2 separate regions of the Homo sapiens genome follow, and region 2 is linked to region 1. The links are chromatin loops, found by intact Hi-C in ENCODE. Cell type or tissue: CD4-positive, alpha-beta T cell. All regions are shown on one strand. Links, peaks and the distances in the headings refer to the core of each region. The heading gives the core; the rest is flanking DNA. Region 1 overlaps STX7 (syntaxin 7). Region 2 holds the start of ENPP3 (ectonucleotide pyrophosphatase/phosphodiesterase 3).

Region 1 (10,075 bases), core at 1,140-9,139:
CAAAAACTATGGAGTCATCTTTAACTCCTTCCTTCCTCTACCATCCCTACCCACATGCATCAGCAAGTCCCGCTGGCTCTACCTCCAAAACACACTCATTGCTTCTCTCCATCCCCACTGCCATCACCCTGGTGCAAGCCAGCATCCGAGCTCTCCCCAGACCTCTGTGATGACCAGCATACCTCCCTGCTATTCCCTCAATGTCTATTTTCTAAGCAGCAGCCAAAGTAATTTTTTCACAGTGTAGATCTGATTATGTCTCTCCTCTGCTTAAATGCCTCCAGTGATTTCCACTGCCTCTTAAAATGAAATCTAAACTTCCTGAACCACCTGCAAGGCCCCAGCTGACCCGCCAGACCCCTCTGGTTTCATCTCCTGGCACTCTTGCCCCAGATGCTGTGCTTCAGCCACACTAGCTTTTTCCCTTTTCCCTATTTTCTGAGTATTTCAAGCCCAGGTCTGCTTTTGAATTTTTAATGCTAGTTATTCCTTCTGTCTGAAATGCCCTTTCTCTGAATCTTCTCACTACCAGTCCCTCCTCATCCTCATTCAAAGACCATCTAAAGTAAAGGTAGCTTCCCCAGTCACTTGCTCTCACCTCACTTTCACTATATTTTCTTTACAGAAAGTTAAGTTGCTCATTATTTCTCCTTACTACACTGTAAACTACAATGAGAGCAGGACCTTATAGATTGTTTACTGCTACATTCCTACAGTTTGGAACAGTATCTAGCAAGTACTATGTATCCCAAAAATTATTTGTTGAATGAATCACAATAGAATATCAAAATTAAAACCCTCTTAGTCTGAACCATTATTCCTATGTTTAAAATTCTTATTAATAAGTCTGAGAAATATCTGACCATCCTTTTTCTGGTCACTGATAAGGAATCTCATTCCTCCTGAGGGAGGCAATTCTACCTTAACAACTTGGATTATTCAAAAGCCCTTCCTCCTTCTCAAGGTGAAATCTGACTACCTGTAGCTTCCGTACATTTGTGGAGGCCCCTATGTTCATGCAGGACATATGGCTTCTGTTTCACATATGACAGTGATTCAAACATCTGCAGATGGTGACTGTACCTTCACCTGCATGAACAGTCCCTGTCTTTTTTTTTTTTTTGAAATGGAGTTTTGCTCTTGTTGCCCAGGCTGGAGTTCAATGGCGTGATCACTGCAACCTCCGCCTCCCAGGTTCAAGCGATTCCCCTGCCTCTGCCTCCCAAGTAGCTGGGATTACAGGCATATGCCACAACAGGCCCAGCTAATTTTGTATTTTTAGTAGAGACAGGGTTTCTCCATGTTGGTCAGGCTGGTCTCGAACTCCTGACCTCCCGTGATCTGCCTGCCTCGGCCTCCCAAAGTGCTGGGATTACAGGTGTGAGCCACCATGCCCTGCCAACAGTCCCAGTCTTCTTAACAGCTCTTCACATAGACTGTGGAGTATCATAGCCAGACCTTCACATGATCCAATACTGCCCCGGATGTACTCGCACACTTAGCTACCAACCTGCCATAAATATTCAACTCTGGCCCAATCTGTCACTTCTCATCCTCTGGATCAACTGATCTCTTTCTTAGGGAACATGGCCTGATTTAAGTCAACTCTTTTCTCCTTCCAGTTCATGTTCACACACAATCTTCAATCCATGTATCTTTCATACTACCTACTGCTTGCTACTTCTACAATCTCAGTACAGGACAGTCATTCCTCATCCTCAATTCCTAACACTGTTTAGCTTTCCCAACACAGGATGCTTATCCTCTTCTTTGGAGAAAGGCCTCTTGGCCTCCTTTCTTGCATAAAGGTCCTAATTTTCCACATATGTAATTAGAATTATAAACTTCCTTAATTTTTGCACAGGTAGCCAGATACACTTGGGGCAGACCAGTGCTATTTCTAACCAGCAGCAAGGGAGCCATTAAAAAAAAAAAAGAAAAGGAAAGAGGCTCTTCTGTGGCCACCATCAGAACAGATCTGATGCCAGAGGAGCAAAGCAGAGCCAACGCCGGTGGCCTGTGACAAACTGCAGCAGTTCTCAATGTACCATTCCTACAGTCCCTGCTGTGGACAACGTGGTGCCTGGCACTGTGCACTTCCTTGTTCTTCCAGAAATAGGTAAAAAACCCAGAAATCACCCCAAATCAGAATAAGGGTTATTTTATACCACTGTGCACAGCAGCACCTTTTTAGAGTCTAGTTTTATTCTCTTTGCTCCTAAAACACACTAGCATCTCATTTAAATAATTCAGGTAGAGGAACAGCTGTTGAGGAGTTAATGATTAGATAAAGAAACAGAGTATGGTCATTTGAAAACACTATTTCTGCAATGTGTTAACATTCTGTTAAAAAGAATAGCCTTGTAAGGAACTAGGCTGAAGAATAAAACTATATTAACATACTCCGAAGGATGAAAGAGTTCAGGTAATGCCCCGAGGGCCAAACCCTGAGAGCAAGACTAGAATCACCCAAGGTATCTGATTAACCATAATTTACAAACAAAAAAAAGTAAAAAAAAATAAAAAAATAAAAACCTATCCACTCAAATCTGCTATAATGATTTTTTTAATACATATCCTGACGATGAATACTTCCGAATGAAGTGCCACACTGCATCAGTCTACTGGTAATCTATCTCTGACAAGTATAGCAAAGAATAATTTGGCCGGGCGCGGTGGCTCACGCCTGTAATCCCAGCACTTTAGGAGGCTGAGGCGGGAGGATCACGAAGTCAGGAGATCGAGACCATCCTGGCTAACACGGTGAAACCCCGTCTCTACTAAAAATACAAAAAATTAGCCGGGCGTGGTGGCGGGCGCCTGTAGTCCCAGCTACTGGGGAGGCTGAGGCAGGAGAATGGTGTGAACCTGGGAGGCGGAGCTTGCAGTGAGCCAAGATCGTACCACTGCACTCCAGCCTGGGCGACAGAGTGAGGCTGTCTCTAAAAAAAAAAAAGAATATGTGGGGAATGCAGGTCTGATTTTCTAAAATACCTTCCTCAATAGATTAAAACGTCCTCTCCTTAGTTCCTCTTGCTCCTTAATAAGGTACCACATACTTGCCCATCATAAGATTAACCTAATCCATATCCAGTCAGATTTTATTTTTAATAAACTTTATGTTCCTTAAGCCCTTGGTAGTGCTACCTGGTTCCAAACCTATGAGACTGAGTCATCAGGTCTCATCATCTCATCTAGAACCAGATAGCTTTAAAGCAGATATAAGAATCCATTATCCTTTTAAATCTTTATTTTATTTAATGAAATAATGTATTATGTGCCTGGCCCTGACTTCCTATAGAAAAATGCAGTAAGTGTTATCTCAAATATAATTCTCTTGCATTCATTCTAAAGAGTTCGAGCCCTTTAAAACCTGTTGTTAGAGGAATGCTCCTCCCTCTCTCAATCAGCAGAGTTGTCCTTTTATGAACCTCCACCAAGTTCAGTTAAGAGTGGATACAAATAGTGAAGTCCATTTAAAACTCAACTCACAACACTGTGTGATCTTCTGGATGTTAGAAGAGATCCTCTGGGCCAACTGGGCGGGGTCACCACCAACTCCTGGAGTGTAAGACATGGTTGATGTTCTTATTCGCTAATTTCATCAGATGCTGTGCAGTTTTCTAAGCAGTCACCTAAATAATATAAAAGTCACACAGATATATTTTTTAAGTTACTGGCTTACATTTTCCAAATTAACAATCTGTGAAGTTACAAGGACAAACTTGATTAATCTAATAGAGTTGAAATCTGGCAAAGTGACACATCAAATAGCAAAACTCTCATGTCTACTAAAAAAAAAAAAACTGGACTTCAAAGGACAGAGTCATGTTAAACACATCAAACAATTAAAATAAGGTTCAAATTGCATATTTCCTTTGAAAACGTCTTTGATCTCTTCAAGAAAAATTATTAAATCCCTTACCTGTATATAATTTTAGTTGTTTACATATTTTTTCCTTAACTAAACTCCAAACAATTATAAGGCAGGGCCCACATGCTTATTTATCTTTCTCCAATATTTAAAACAACTCTTAGCACAAACAGGCATTTAAATATTTATTAAATGGAACACAGACTTCAGGCTATCCCCAGAAATTTCACTGTATTAGGTTGTGCAAAAGTAATTGCAGTTTTTACCATTACTTTTAATTGTGGTTTTTGCCATTAAAAGTAATGGTAAAAATGGCAATTACTTTTGTACCAACCTTAATATCTAATTTAACACACACACAGGACCTGCTCAGGAATGTATGATTAATAGGGCTCTAATTTTAATGGAAAAGGTTAAATCTGAAATAGCAGAGCCAACTACTGCGAAGCAAATGTCATATAAAATGTTTATCAAACCTTCCTGACAGAGGAAGGAGAACGAATGACTCTCCCCTTTCAGCAGCCAGCATCTCAGAATAGAAGAGACACTGAGATACTGCCACAGGAGGCAGGTGAGATGACATTCTCTACCTCTTCAATCCACACCACTCCAATCAGGGTTTGGAAAGAAGGTTGAAAAGGAATGTCCCTGCATACAGAACTGCGCACAGCAAAGAATTTCAACTACCGCCACCCCATCTTTTCCATGAATATGCACTGGAATACTGCAAAATTGTTGGTGGTCAATTTGTAAGCTAGCTCTCTACTAAGAGCCTGGTACATGCCCAGCATTAAACTAAGCACCTGGGAGATGCAAACAAAACAAAACACACTGACACAGTATCTGCTCAAATCAAGTTTGTCATTTAGGAGGAAGGATAAAGTTAATAATGCAAACCAACAAAAAACCCCACAAATCCATAAAAGATCACGTGCTAGGCTAAAATGAGAAGGGCTACAAAAAGAAAAAATGACCATCATCCTTGTCTGGAAAGAATTTATGAAATAGAAACATAGGATTTGGATGCTTGGTTATGACCAGTATGCAGAACAACAAAGGCAAGGACGTGAAGGCTGGGGTGGAGAGACCCAGAGCACGTGGAAAGGCCACATGCAGTATGGTATTTACAAAAGGAAGGGAAGGTTCCTGGCCAACCCTGGATCAGATGATTCACAGCTGGGACAAGGGGAAAACAACATAAAGGGAAAGAGAGGAATGGCCTAACATTTCTCGCACATCTGCGACACAAAAAGTATTTCACAGACTAATTTTTTCACAACCTCCTTCAATTAAGTGGCATTATTCTTGTTTTAATGATGAGCAAACAGCGGGCTTATTATGATTAAGTAATGGTAACCCAACCCACCCACAGGTGGAGGTGAGATTCAGTCCCAGGGTTCTGATGCCAAGGCTATCCATGCTTGCTACCACATAGAACTAATGCCACAGAAGATTTCTGGTAGAGAAGAAGCCACAGTGAAGTATGTGTCTTTGCTCTAAGGGACAGTGTTGGCAGGAAGTACAACAGCTGAACTGTTGAGACCATTAGAACAGTACTGGTTCTATGCCTGGAACTCTGGTGCACTTTGAATGTGCCTGGCCACGCTGAAAGTCCTGGTGGCTTTTAGATATTCTCCAACTTCCCTCTCAGGTACAGCTGATCTATTCTGGGCTCTCTGGGTCTCACCAAATCCTAGAGATGGATCCAAAAGCAATTTCATTAAAGGGTAAATTCAAACCTAAAGTCAGACAGCTGGACCACTACAGTGGGGAGACAGGAATAAACTTCCTTCCAGGTAGCCTTGGACTTGGGCCCAGACAGAACAAGAGTAGACATGGGGATTCAATGACACCAACACCATCCGGAACATCCTTGAAACCATGCAATTTTAAATGCATCTCCAAGTCACTTAAAAAAAAAAAAAAAAAAAAAAAAACACAGGTTTTGAATAGCCAAAGCAATTTTAAGAAAAAGAACAAAGCTGGAGGCATCTCATTGCCTGACCTCAAATTATACTAAAAGGGTATAGTAACTAAAACAGCATGATATTCATATAAAAACAGACACATAGAACAATGGAATGGAATAGAGAAGTCAGAAGTAAAGTCACATATCTACAGTCAATTGATCTTTTTGACAAAGTTGACAAAAACATACACTGAGGAAAGGACGCCCTTTTCAATACATGGTGCTGGGAAAATTGGATCGCCCCATGCGGAAGAGTGAAACTGGACCCTTATCTGTCAACATATAAAAAAAAAAATCGACTCAAGATGGATTAAAGACTTAAAAGTAATACCTAAAACGATTAAAATACTAAAAGAAAATATAGGGAAAACTCTTCTGGACATTGGTTTAGGAAAAGAATTTATGACTAAGACCTCAAAAGCACAGGCAACAAGACAAAAAACAGACAAAATGAGATTTAATTAAACTAAAAAGCTTTTGCACAGCAAAAGAAATAATAAACAGAATGAACAGACAACCTGCAGAATGGGAGAAAAATATCTGCAAACTACACATCCAACGAGATTAATATCCAGAATTTACAAGAAACTCAAACAACTCAACAAAAAACCCCACAAATAACCCCATTAAAAAGGGGGCAAAGCACATGAATAGACATTTTTCAAAAGAAGACATACAAATGGCCAAGAAGCACATGAAAAATGTTTAACATCAGTAAGCACCAGATAAATGCAAATTAATACCACAATGAGACATCATCTCACAACAGTCAGAATGGCTATTAAAAATTCATCCACAAACACATCTTGAACGGAAAAAAAAGAAAAAAAGTCAAACAAGTACAGATGTTGGCAAGAATGCAGAGAAACAGGAACACACACACTGTTGGTGAGACTGTAAAGTAGTACAACCTCTACAGAAAACAGCATGGCAAGTCATCAAAGAACTAAAAATAGAATTAATATTTGATCCAGTAACCTCGTTACTGGGTATCTACCCAAAAGAAAAAAAAAACCATTATACCAAAAAGATAATCTGCACTCATATGTCTATTGTAGCAATATTCACAAGAACAAAGATTTGGAATTAACCTAAGTGCCCATCAAGTGTCTATTAACATTCCTGAATGGATAAAGAAAATGTAGTGTATATAAATGCAATGGAATACTATTCAACCTTAAAAAAGACTGAAGTTATGTCTTTCACAGCAACACAGATGAACTGGAGGCCATTATCTTAAGTGAAATGACTCAGAAAAAAGTCAAATGCTGCATGTTCTCACTTGTAAGTGGAACCTAAATAATGTGTACACATGGACAGAGAGTGGAATAAGAAGACATTGGAGACTCAAAAGGATGGGAGGGTGAGGGATGAGAAATTACTTAATGCGTACAATGTACATTATTCAGGTGATGATTACACTAAAAGCCCAGACTTCACGCTATGCAATATAACCATGTAACAAAACTGCATGTGCACCCCTTAAATTTATATAAATAAAATGGCTTTATTGAGATATAATTTATTGAGATATGGCAATACAATACACCTACTTGAAGTACACAAGCCAATGGTTTTTAATATATTTACAACATTGTACAATCATCACTTTTAGAACATTTCTATTACGCTAAAAGGAAAGTTTGTAATCATTAGCAATCGCTCTCCATTTCTCCCCAACCTCACTGGCCAAAGGTGACTACTAATCTACTTTGTATCTTTATAGCTTTGCTATTCTGGACATTTCATAGGAATGGAATCATACAATGTGTTCTTCGAGACTAGCTTCTTTCTCTTAGTATGCTTCCAAAGTCCATCTGTGCTGTATCATATATCAGTCCTTCATTCCTTCATTATTGCCAAATAATATTCCTTCATTATTGCCAAATAATATTCCAAGGTATGGAGAAAGACAATTTTCTCTTGGTTCAATGACATCTTCCTTTCTCCTTTCCCTCTATCAAGTAGATCTCTGGAAAAACTGGCTTACAAGCCAAAACAAACACATTGAATGAAAAAATGTTCAGTTTGTTATTCATGTAATCTCTGGGGATGCTCCTCCATATACATGGTTCCATTTTAATCTATACCTGAATGAGTCGCACATCCATGTCTCCAGCTCGTACCCTTGGCTTTCTCTCGTGTCTACATGTCTGTGAAGCTACAAGAACTCAGCCATTGCCTGTGCGGCACACCATGGAAGTAGCAACTGGAAATTTCTACTTTGGGCAAGACACTTAGCATTTGGGCCCACTGCCAGAATCAAAATGAGATAATGCACATCCAGAGAACAAATGCTTTTCCACCCTACACAGAGGAAAGTTATGATCTGTTCTTGCAGCTGCAGGACCAGCATCAGCACAAGACCAAGAGAAACTCATCACCTGTCTCAAAACCATGCAAGCACACCTGAGGCCTACTCTCTCTCCCATAAAGAGTTCCATCAAGTCAAGGACAGTATTCTACAGCATTTTCCTTACCCTTAAAACTCACACCAGTGTAGCCCAAGTCTTCTCACTGTTTTCTTTCAAGGCCACCTTTTTTCCTCTCTGGAAAATCAATCACTTAGTCACAAACACAATCAATTTTCTTCATCCCTTTCCTCAAGCTACTAAATGTGAGAAAGTTCCTGCTGGTGAGACAATTGGCAAGTGGCTTCATTCACCCAAAGAGGTGCTACTTAGATTGACTGGAATTATGAGTTTTGTTTTACTTTTTCTTTGTTTGGCGTTGTTGTTGTTTGAGACAGGAGCACCCAGGCTGGAGTGCAGTGGTGTGATTACGACTCACTGCAGCCCTGACTTCCAGGCTCAGGCAATCCTCCCATCTCAGCATCCCGAGTAGCTGGGTCCACAGGCACCTGCCACCACATCCCACTAATTTTTTGATTTTTTTATAGAGATGGGGGTCTCACTTTGTTGCCCAGACTGGTCTTGAACTCCTGGGCTCATGCGATCCTCCAGTCTCAGCCTCCCAAAGTGCTGGGATTACAGGTTTGAGCCACTGTATCTAGCCAGGAATCATGTGTGAAGAATGAAAAGCAATTTGCAAAAGATAGAGAAGAAAGATGTGTAAAATAAAACAAAGTTAACAATGGCCAACACTCATCCAGGACTTACATTTCCTAAGCATTGTGCTTATGACTTTTAAATTTATTTTCTCAGTTAATTCTTATAAGCCTATCATGTGGGTATAATTGCTAATGTGATTTTTTTACATGAAGAAACTGAGGCATATCATTATGCCTCATTATCATTATAAGCAAAGGAGCAAATATTTGAAAATAACCACAGAGCCGACATTTTTTAAACACTAAGCCATACTGCTTCCTTGTATAACAAAATTGAGGGCAGGTGAACTCAGTTAGAAAAACCAAATTTGGGCTGGGCGCGGTGGCTCACGCCTGTAATCCCGGAACTTTGGAAGGCCAAGACAGGCAGATGACAAGGTCAAGAGATTGAGACCATCCTGGCCAACATGGTGAAATCTCATCTCTACTAAAAAAATTAACTGGGTGTGGTGGCATGCGCCTGTAGTGCCAGCTACTCAGGAGGCTGAGGCAGGACAATCGCTTGAACCCAGGAGGCGGAGGTTGCAGTGAGCCAAGATCACGCCACTGCACTCCAGCCCGGCGACAGAGCGAGACTCGTCTCAAAATAACATAACATAACATAACATAACATAACATAACATAACATAACATAACATAACATAACATAAAATAAAAAAAGACAAAAGAAAAACCAAATTTACCACTTTTCTGCATGCCCCATATGAAGTTTTGCTATTCCCACTCCTAAGATGAAGGAATATGTTTGGGATAACTACATGAGTTGATCAAGGTAACACAGAGGAATAGCTTACTCCTTTTCTCTATTATTCTGCTAATAAGTGGTATCTAAAAGGCAACAACAGTTGGCTCTTTTGATAATGAGACACACAAAGGAAAGGAACCAAATGGTTGTCTTTAAAAAATATATATACAAGCATAGACAGACAGGATAGGTAACTACAAATTGATTAAAAGCTTATGATCTCTGCATATAGGCTAAATGGATGCTGAGTTATTCAGATGTCTGCTTTCCACATCAGTCTCCATTACCTAGCCCAGAGCTGCTACGCACTAAAGTACTCTTGTTGAATACTTTTGAAAGCCCACTCAGAATTCCTATTTAATTGCTCAGAATAATAATTATATAATTCATTACCTAGACCTGTACTAACAGACTAGC
Region 2 (10,075 bases), core at 877-8,876, 870 kb before region 1:
CCCAAAGTTGGTATCATCAGGTCTTTCCCCTTAGGCTGGTCTGAATCACCAAGGAAGATACATCTAATCTCTTACAAGTGGGTAAAGTTCTGACTGGCTGCCAACCTTCTTGCAGCCAAAAGGAACAAGAAGCCTGATCTCTTACAAGTGGGTAAAGTTCTGACTGGCTGCCAACCTTCTTGCAGCCAAAAGGAACAAGAAGCCTGAGTTCTCAGCGTTCAGTTTGCTGAGACTCGAATCACCCCAGTTTATAGTATGCTATTCACAGCAGTCTGAGCAAACTCACGTAGATATCTTTCTAAATCCCTTTCTGTAGAAAAATTTGTATTTCTTCCTCTTTCCTCCTGGCACTTTATTAGCACTACTAGTATTGCACAGATTACACTATATTATGGTTTAAAATGTCTACTTCTTCAACTAGACTAAAGCTCTTTAGAGTAGATACAGAAATTAAACATGCCTGCATTTCCTAACACCTGGCATAAAGTCTGGTACTTGGTGGTGCTCAGTCATTATTCATTACTTTGGGTAGAATAAAAACATCTGAAGTGCCTTTATTTTATGGACAAGACTTCCTCTGAGGTAATAGCTATTTCTGGAATGCTGGATGTAGAGAAAGATTTGGAACACCTACAAAGTTATACCTAGTAAAGTTATTATAATTTATAACAGTTGGGTTCACTGGACATTTATGTATGTGGTAGCTTATACTTCTAATGTTATTTCTGAAACCGTTACAAAATTTATTCAGCAAGTGTTCATTGAATGTCTTCTAGGTGTTGGCCACTGTGCTAGACACTAGAACAAGACTGTAAGCTCAAACTGACCTAGTTCCTGCCACCACGGAGTTGACACGGCAGAGAGGAGTTTAAAGGTTTGGGGAAATAACTTGGTTCATGCCAGGTTTCAGAGATGTAAACAGTACGTGGCCTGTACCTTCTGCTTCATGGATGGGCACCGTGGGAGCACTGTGACACTGAGCTCTACCTCGGAGAGCCCAGGCAGCATGGTTGTTTTATAATGTCTCTTCTGGAGACATCTCTAGAATTTGAGTCATAAATGAGGCCCTCATGAGTACACTAAAAATGAGAAGAGCCTATGAAAACCTGGAAAATGTTTGGAAATCCAAAGATTTCTGAGTTTCAAAATGAACAAGAAAGGGCTCCTAGAAATCTAACACTACTAGGGAATATTTCTGTACTTGAGACAAAGTAAGAGAAACAGTCTTCCATGAACCAGAGACAACCTTAGGAATGCTGATCGTTCAGTAGAAAACAATTGCTACACCACAGGAGTCATCACATCAGGTTTCTCATCTCCAAATTGATTATAGATGTTCATTGTGCTGATCAGTAATGAGATTTTTACTTATTTAGTCAGAAAATATCTTTTCACACACATAGGTACTGGCAAACAGCGGTATCAAACTGTGACCATTGATTCTACTTTGCCATAGTCATTGTTTGGAGGACTAGAGCTGGGCTCTCTATTCCATGCTGGGTGTCTGCTTTGTCTCCTGGTGTGTACCATTGCCTCTCAGACCTGGTTTGGCACTGCTGACATCAGTCTCACCAAGACAGCCAGTTCTCAATTCAGCTTCAGTGTTGGATCTCCACTTGCTGAGGATTAGCTTCTGTCCTTCCTATACCAACTGCCTACCTGGTTAGCTTTCTGATTGCTTTGTGTGCTTGTCAATCTCCTTGTAGGTTTTTCTGCTTTTTCCTCATGACTGGCCCTCCCTGAAGTTAGTCACCTGCCCATCTATCTCTGGCATTATGTTATTATGTGAGGTCTCCCTTCCTTTGTGGACTCCTTCTTCCTTTTGCTGTTGGACCTGAGCCTAGCATCCGCCTCACCTCTACCACCCTCCTCAGTGCGATTAGTTTCTCTGGGCTCTCCCAGTCTAGCTTGTCCACCTATCACCCAAGATCTAGCACTGGAACCAGGAAGGGCAGGTTCCTGAGACAAAGAAGTTGATGTTGGCAGGCCCCTAGGGCTTTTCTGAGACAACAACAACCCATTTGTTGCCAGAATTCTGTGGACACTGAGACCTTCTGTAACATGAGGAATGTTTACGGTTTACATTGATGGGTGATGTAATGGTAGCTGCCTCTCAGAATGCAAGCGTTCTAAGCCATTAACTTACTTACAAATTACTCTGAACATTTTAATGTTCAGAGTAAAGTTTCAGAACCAAGAAGGTACAGGTTGTTCTGAAGTTGAAGAAGAAAAGAAGAGAAGGTACAGATTGTTCTAAAGTTAAAGAAGAAAAGAATAGGCAAACTTTCAAGGTCCAGTTAACTTAGAAAGTGTAGGTTCAGATTTAAGTGACACAGGCAGTCTATTCCAAAGTCTAACTTGCATGGAAGGTGTGGTTTTGGCTTGTGTCTATTGATCAGGTGAACTGTTAAGTTTCTTTCTTTCTTTTTTTCTTTCTTTTTTGAGATGATGGTCTTACTCTGCTGCTCATGCTGGAATGCAGTGGTGCCATCATAGCTCACTACAGCCCCAAACTCCTGGGCTCAAGCAATCCTCCCCATATTCTCCCACCTCAGCCTCCCGAGTAGCTAGGACTACAGGCATGCACCATAACTCCTGGATAATTTTTTATTTTTCATTTTTTGTAGAGACAGGGTCTCACTATGTTGCCCTGGTGGGTCTTAAACTGACATAAGTGATCCTCCTGCCTCAGCCTCCCAAAGTGCTGGGATTACAGGTGTGAGCCACTGCATCCAGCCAGGAATAAGTTTCTAGAACTTGAAAGACTCAAAAGAGGTTGGGGTTTAGAGTTCAGTTAGAGAAATTGTTATAGCCAAAAATATGGCTAGCAACTTGGCAATGCCAACCATCTTCACTATACCTACTTGTATTATACATAGGTAGATTCCTTGAGGTTTATTCATCTTAGGACCTGAAGGACTAGGATGTGTCCCTATTATCATATCCAAAATTTAGTGACTTAGAGATAATCTAATAATCTCTGATAATTCTTAAAAATGAAGAATTCAATGTCCAGAATCACTTAATTTGTAACACAGACAGTCACTTACAAGCTAAGCCTTTATCAGAGGCCCCCTGACTTCCCCACCTAGGATTTTTTTGTGTGTTTTTCAGGGTTGAAAGGGGATAGGGATATACTCACTATGTACCCACAATTTTTTTAATTAAAAAAAGAGAAAAGGGATGAGGGATGAGGATGAAGGAAGAGAGAAGTGAAATTCTGGCAGTGTAGAACATAAGGAATCACTTAGTAAAGATACAGAGTAAGAGTCAGTAGTATGTTGGTGATATGGTTAGGCTTTGTGTCCCCACCCAAATCTCATCTTGAATTGTAGTCTCCACATGTTGAGGGAGGGAAGTGATTGGATTCTGGGGGTGGTATCCCCCATACTGTTCTCATAATAGTGAATTTTCACGAGATCTGATGGTTTTATAAGTGTTTGACGGTACCTCCTATGCACACATTCTCTTCTTTCTCCCGCCACCACGTGAAGAAGGTTCTTACTTCTCCTTTGCTTTCCACCATGATTGTAAGTTTCCTGAGGCCTCCCCAGCCATGTGGAACTGTGAGTCAATTGAAGCTCTTTTCTTTATAAATCACCCAGTCTCAGGTAGTTCTTTATAGCACTGCGGAAACGGACTAATATACTTGGTATACAAAACTGGTATAGAATCAAGTTACATTTTGGAGAATACCAGGAAGAAGCATCTGAAAGGGCAATTGGAGTGTCAGAACCAGGTTAAGAGCAGGCTCTGTGGCACAATGGATAGTTCATTGGACTTTTGCCTACATTGAAAGAATGAGGTTAAGCTCAACAACTAATGCTGATGCTTTCGCTGGTTAGGCCTATAGGTGGAATTCATGAAGTTGGGGGAATACCTCACTAATTTTTAATTTTTCTAATTCTGAAGCCCAGGCTCACCTGATTGTGGCAGTGGGGAATGTCCAAAATATGTAGGACCGGGCAGGCCGGCAACTCAGGCTAATGCTGCTGTTTTAGGAGTGAATTTTTTCTCTGGTAAGCCTGTTTTTGCTCGTAAGGACTTCAACTGATTGGATGAGGCGCGCTCTCACATTATTGAAGACAATTTCCTTTTTTAAAGTCAATTAATTATAGTTGTTACCATATCTACAAAATATCACAACATCACCCTAGATTAGCGTCTGATTAAATAACAGGATAATATGGCCTAGCCAAATTGACACACACAGCCAATCATCACAGCAGGAAGGAAAAGTAGGATCCCCAGCAACTAGAGGTAAGGCAGAGTCAGTGCACTGCTATGAGTGCAAGTAGGCAATCAGAACCCAGAAACCCATAAAAATGGAAGGCACATAACAAATGATTAGATAAAAGCCATAGATCCTAGGAATCCCCTAAATTTGAGACAAATTATGACATAGGTTTGGTCTTTGTTTTTAAAAAATCATAATGATTCAACAGCAAAATACTTTGAAGAAGGAACCTGGTGGTATTTCACTTCTGAGATATCACTAAAAGAATTGTGCGTAAGTGACCAAGTCCCTTTGGTGGTCCTCCGACCTTATCTGTAAAATCCAAAAGTCTGATTAGAATAATGACAGGATGTTTGCAGAAAAGAATTTGAATGTAAAGTGTTTAGACTGCTCTGGGCTGCATATCAAATCACTAAGAGGGATATTTATTTATTTATTTGTTTGTTTGTTTGTTTGTTTATTTTGAGACAGTCTCACTTTGTTGCCCAGGCTGGAATGCAGTGGCATGATCTTGGATCACCACAACCTCTGCCTCCCAGGCGCAAGCGATTCTCAAGCTTCGGCCTCCCAAGTACCTGAGATTAGAGGCACCTGCCACCATGGCCAGCTAATTTTTGTATTTTTAGTAGAGATGGGGATTCACCATGTTGGCCAGGCTGGTCTCAAACTCCTGACCCCAGGTGATCCACCTGTCTCAGCCTTCTAAATTCTGGGGTTATAGGTGTGAGCCACCATGCCTGGCTAATTTTTGTATTTTTAGTAGACATGGAGTTTCACCATGTTGACTAGGCTGGTCTGGAACTCCTGACTCAGGTAATCCGCCCGTCTCAGCCTTCCAAGCCTTTCAAAGTGCTGGGATTACAGGTGTGAGCCACCACTCCCGGCCGGGATATTTTAAAAATACTGCTGCCTTAGCCAAAACTACAGAAGATCATTAAACTGAAGTGGAGCCTGGGCTTCAGAATTAGAAAAATAAAAACTTAAAAAAAAATACTTCTCTGAGTACTTCTAAGTTCATCCAGTGTGGAGAGTCAGGTGCCCAAATTATTCAAATTTTTTTTTATTCTGGTTTTTAAGCACATAATACTCCATGTGATTCCTGGAAAGAAATCTGCAAGAACCTGGATTTGGTTGTCTTTATGGCATCTTCTAGTTCTAAAATGAATTCCTTCTGTACCAACAACTAATGCTGATACTTTTGCTGGTTAGGGATATAGGTGGAATTGGTGAAGTGGGGGTATACTGGACCAAGGGAGTGATGGAAAAGATGAGCACAAACCCATAACGCCAGAAAAGGAAACGTGGCTCTCATGCTGCAGATTTATATTTTATTTATTTTTATTTTTTCATTTTTTTATACTTTTGAGACAGGATCTCACTCTTGTTGCCCAGGCTGGAGTGCAGTGGGGTGATCATGTGGCAGGCCAGGTCTCACAAACAGGCAGGCCTCCATAATAACTGTTTCAGCACTGACTGAATGGTTAGGTTAAATATTAAAGGCTGAGAGAGCCAGTGCCCTTACACAAAGTCCAGAACAAGTAACAAAGGCCCACCAAGACTCTTTCCCAGGCCTTCCTGGGCCTTGAAGCATGACAAGATAACGAAGGAATACTCACACTCCTTGTGACAAGACAGTCTTCGGGAGATTCCCAGCAGCTGCCGGGTGAGGTTTTCCTGGAGACTCTCCCCAGGGCTATCCCATGTGCAAAACCACACGTCCCTCTCCCTACTGGGGAATAACGGAGATCGGGGTGGACGCGCTCAAAGGGTAAAACCAGATTTATGCCAGGAGCCTATTATTTTCCCATCTGGGCTTGTTAAGCCATTTGCCTGGTACTGCCAGGGAAGCAATAGGGCTCGCTTATACACCTGCTTTGCATTTGGTTAAGATCAGGTTTTGAGTGGGTTTTGAGTCTGTTCTGCCCGAGTGCACCCCCTCTCTTGTCTTTGTCTGAAATCTGTCTCTGCTTGTTTGTGTATCTGTCATGGCTCACTGCAGCCTCAAACTCTGGCCTCAAGGGATCCTCACACCTCAACCTCTCCAGTAGCTGGGACTATTGGCATGCACCACCATGCCTGGCTAATTTTTGTTGTTGTTGTTATAGAGACAGAGTCTCCCTATGTTGCCCCGGCTGGTCTCAAATTCCTGGACTCAAGCAATCCTCTTCCCCCTGATTTTCAGAAATAGTGTCTAAATTCTATGATTTAGACATGTTTAGTTAGAGTAGTGATGCAGTCATTGTATTTATATTAGAATACATTCTTTTCATATTTTTTTTCTCACTGCTTTTAGGGTTGGAAGAGTTTAGTTAGTTAGAGTAGTGTTTTCCAAAGGGTGTACTGCAGTCTACAGGATTTTGATAATCTTTTCATTAGAGGAGTATTCAAGCTTTATTTAACCAAGGGGGTTGTCATAGAACTCATGTTCCATGGAACCAAACTTTGAGAATCACTGCCTTAGGGTCACTGAAACTAGAAGAGTTTAGCATCCACTATTTGCTAAAATTCTCTTTGACCAACACTATTATTAATTTAGCTTCTTTCATCACCAAACTGTAACCCCTTTTCAGCATGGAGTACACATGCTAGGATGCACCAGTCTAGATACATAAGAAAATAGTGAATTTAAATTGATTAGTGAAAATTGCTTGGATTTGGGGAGTTAGAAGTCTTGGGTATCAGTTCTAGTTCTGGCACCTAGTAAATAATTTTGAGCAATAAGTCATATATAATAACTTAATTTAAATAATCAGAGCCTTAATTTGCTCATCTAAAAACAAGAATAAAATGTTTATAAGGGATATTTTTAAGTTTGACTTGAGCTAATGTGTATAAAAACTTGTCAAATTGTGAACACTGTAAAAAGCAAGATATAATTATCACAGAACTAAGTACTTTATATTGGTTCAGCAGAGTTTCAGAATTTCTACTGTTGTCAAAGCACATGTTTTGCTATGTTGATTTTCAGCTGCTATGAAGTTTATAGAAAAGCGGAAAGTCTGAAATTTCTGTGACAAGGCTTTTTGTTCGGGGTTATTTTTAAAGAAAACAGAAGATCGGATTGCATTAAAATTTGATGATTGTGTTATTCTTGTTATATATGTCTTGACTAGTATTTAGTAAAAGTTATAAGGAAAAAAGGAGCAGTTGTCTGCAATATACTAGAAATGAACTTTAATCTTTTCACACGATTCTTATTACAACATTTTTTCCTCTCTCCAGATTGCCCAATCACTGAAGAGCTGTGATCTTCCTAAACAGTTAAAAGTCAGGCACAGCTATGTAACTCATACAGTTTCTCTTTGCCAGACTAGACTAAAGAAGGAGCACTAATTTATTCTGATAAAACAGGTCTATGCAGCTACCAGGACAATGGAATCTACGTTGACTTTAGCAACGGAACAACCTGTTAAGAAGAACACTCTTAAGAAATATAAAATAGCTTGCATTGTAAGTACAATTCTTATTTTTAGTCTTTCTAGTTTTGTGACAAATGTTAAAAGTATATGATTTCCCATTTACATTTCTTTGTGTTGCTATTAAAATGTAAACTTTTAAGTAACTGTATTCAGTATTATCCCTTATGAAAACTCTAATGCAAATTAATATCTTAAATCATATTTTACACGTAAGAAATTTGAGTAACAACAAGTTAACATTACGTTAAACTCAAAAGTTGGAATCCATGACAGAACGCTTTGTGGCGCTGATTTTTTGCATGATTATAACTACCTCTCAATCACTTTTTTATTGCATGAGTATTTTAAGACAAGAAAGTGAGAAATTAAAATCATTGTACCCTATTATTTGCTGAACCAACAATTGTATCCTATTTTACTTCACTCCTAGAGATAGTCTCTTTTGCCTATTTTCTCTCTCTTGTCATTTCATGTGGTAAGATCTGCCACCCCCCCTCACCCCCCAAATAAATTTTCCTTGATTTTATTTTCTTTTTTCTTTTTTTTAATTTTAAATTTTTTTCTTTTTCTTTTTACTCCAGAAATACGCTTATCCATTTCCTTGATTTTATTACTCTCTCTTTTCCCTTTGCCATCAAACTTTTGGGGTAAAGAGGGCTCATTTCATTGCTTCAGTTTTCTCAGCCCCCAACCATTCCTTTGTGCTCTGGCTTTGTTTCTACTGTACTGAGTCCCTGACTCAAAAGTCAGTCCTCCTCGTCCTTCATCCACTTGAGTGTTCATAACAACAATAACTTCCTGGTACTTTCTCATTCTGAATTATTCTCTCCCCTTGCTTCTACCATGACATTGACATTTTCATTTTATGACTTTTTTCCTTATCTGCATTCTTAGCCAACAATTTATCTTTATTCTCATGAAAATTACAACACAAGCTTCACTAAACCCTATCTAAGATCTCTTAAGAAATCTCATGTTCTCTAATAGTCTTTTTAATTTTAATTTTATTTTTGAGACAGGGTCTCTCTCCTTTGGGATCTCACCTCACCACAACCTCTGTTTCCCAGGCTCAAGTGATCCTCCTGCCTCAGCCTCCTGAGTAGCTTGGACCACAGGCACATGCCACAAGGCTCAGCTAAGTTTTTGTGAGTTTTTTTCTTTCTTTTCTTTTTTTTGTAGAGACTGGGTTTCACCATGTTGCCCAGGCTGGTCTCAAACTCCTGGATCAAGTGATCTACCTGCCTCGGCCTCCCAAAGTGCTGGGACTACAGGCATGAACCACTGCACCTGGCCTCTAGTGTTTTCCTCAGCCAAGAATTCCAAGTAATCCACCAGCTCTGACTTTTTGCCCAGCCTCTGTCACACAATTTCTTTTTTTTTTTAATTTTATTATTTTGGTAATATGTGTATTTTTAGAGACTGGGTCTCGCTATGTTGCCCAGGCTGGTCTTGAACCCTGGGCTCAAGTGATCCTCTCATTCAGCCTCTTGAGTAGCTGGGGACTATGTGTGTGCCCCAGTGCACTAGCCTGTTTCAAATGCCTGCTTCCTGACTCCTGACTCAGTACCTTACACCAAAACTAATTGCATTATTTTTTCACACCAATCTTGCCGCAGCTTTTCCCTATATCCCATATTTTAAGGTCACCGCTATTCTCTGTCTCTCCAGAATTGTTTCAAGAAGTAAATAAAATAATGTAAAACAATGTGTGTAAGTATTAAGCCTAGTAACAAAGTAAATCCTCAATATATTCCATTTATTCTTTATCCTTCTGAGAATTTCAATTTCAGAGTGCTCTTTATAGCTCTTATGCTAATATATATATATATATATATTTTTTTTTTTTTCTCTCTCTCTTTTTTTTGGAGACATGTTCTCGCTCTGTTGCCCAGGCTGGAAGACAGTGGCATGATCATGGCTTGCTGCAGCAACTCAGGCTCCAACTTTGGCTCAAATGATCTTCCCATCTCAGCCTCCCGAGTAGCTGGGACTTCAAGCATGTTTATTATATTTATCCTAGCTTATCAATTCAGGAAATTATAAAATCTTCCACAGCAAAATTTGTGCATCATTAATTTCCCTTCTTTGTATCTCTCTAGTGGTTTTTGAGTATATATAATGAAGTTCAATATTTTTAAATCATTGTTTCAAAAGTACCCTGATGTCTTCAAACTTTTACTAAAGTTTCACTTAAACATTTTGAAGGTATCTGCTGTGTTTCTAGCACTCTTTGTTTAGCCCAGTTAAAGCCAAATGATGTGCTCTCAGCAGTTTTTGATGTTCAGAGTATTCTCCCCACTTTGTGCACAGTGTAACATAGTTTAAGATACATGTGCACCCCAATATCAAGAAGCTTTTTTGGAATTACATATTTATAGTAAATGATTATAAAGGCTTAAAAATAAACTTCTTAGGCGGG

The links. Peaks named below come from ENCODE experiments on the same cell type or tissue, not always from the same donor. Only the 100,000 strongest peaks of a DNase experiment are listed, where the experiment ranks them.
Region 2: a loop joins it to region 1, with 4 times the contacts of the local background. A loop is called at or near these places in 5 of 110 quality-filtered maps.

The regions. Positions count from the first base shown.
Region 1 is chr6:132,499,954-132,510,028 of GRCh38, forward strand. STX7 (syntaxin 7) reads right to left here. Exons shown (of 10, transcript NM_003569.3): 2 at 3,493-3,635. The coding sequence starts at 3,577. Among named protein-coding and RNA genes, the nearest start is that of STX7, 8.1 kb to the right of the region's middle. In CD4-positive, alpha-beta T cell, for the core only: no CTCF peak of the experiment used is centred there; no DNase peak of the experiment used is centred there.
Region 2 is chr6:131,629,776-131,639,850 of GRCh38, forward strand. It overlaps ENPP3 (ectonucleotide pyrophosphatase/phosphodiesterase 3), which reads left to right and starts at 7,527. Exons shown (of 25, transcript NM_005021.5): 1 at 7,527-7,687. The coding sequence starts at 7,610. RefSeq lists a silencer at 6,166-6,255. In CD4-positive, alpha-beta T cell, for the core only: no CTCF peak of the experiment used is centred there; no DNase peak of the experiment used is centred there.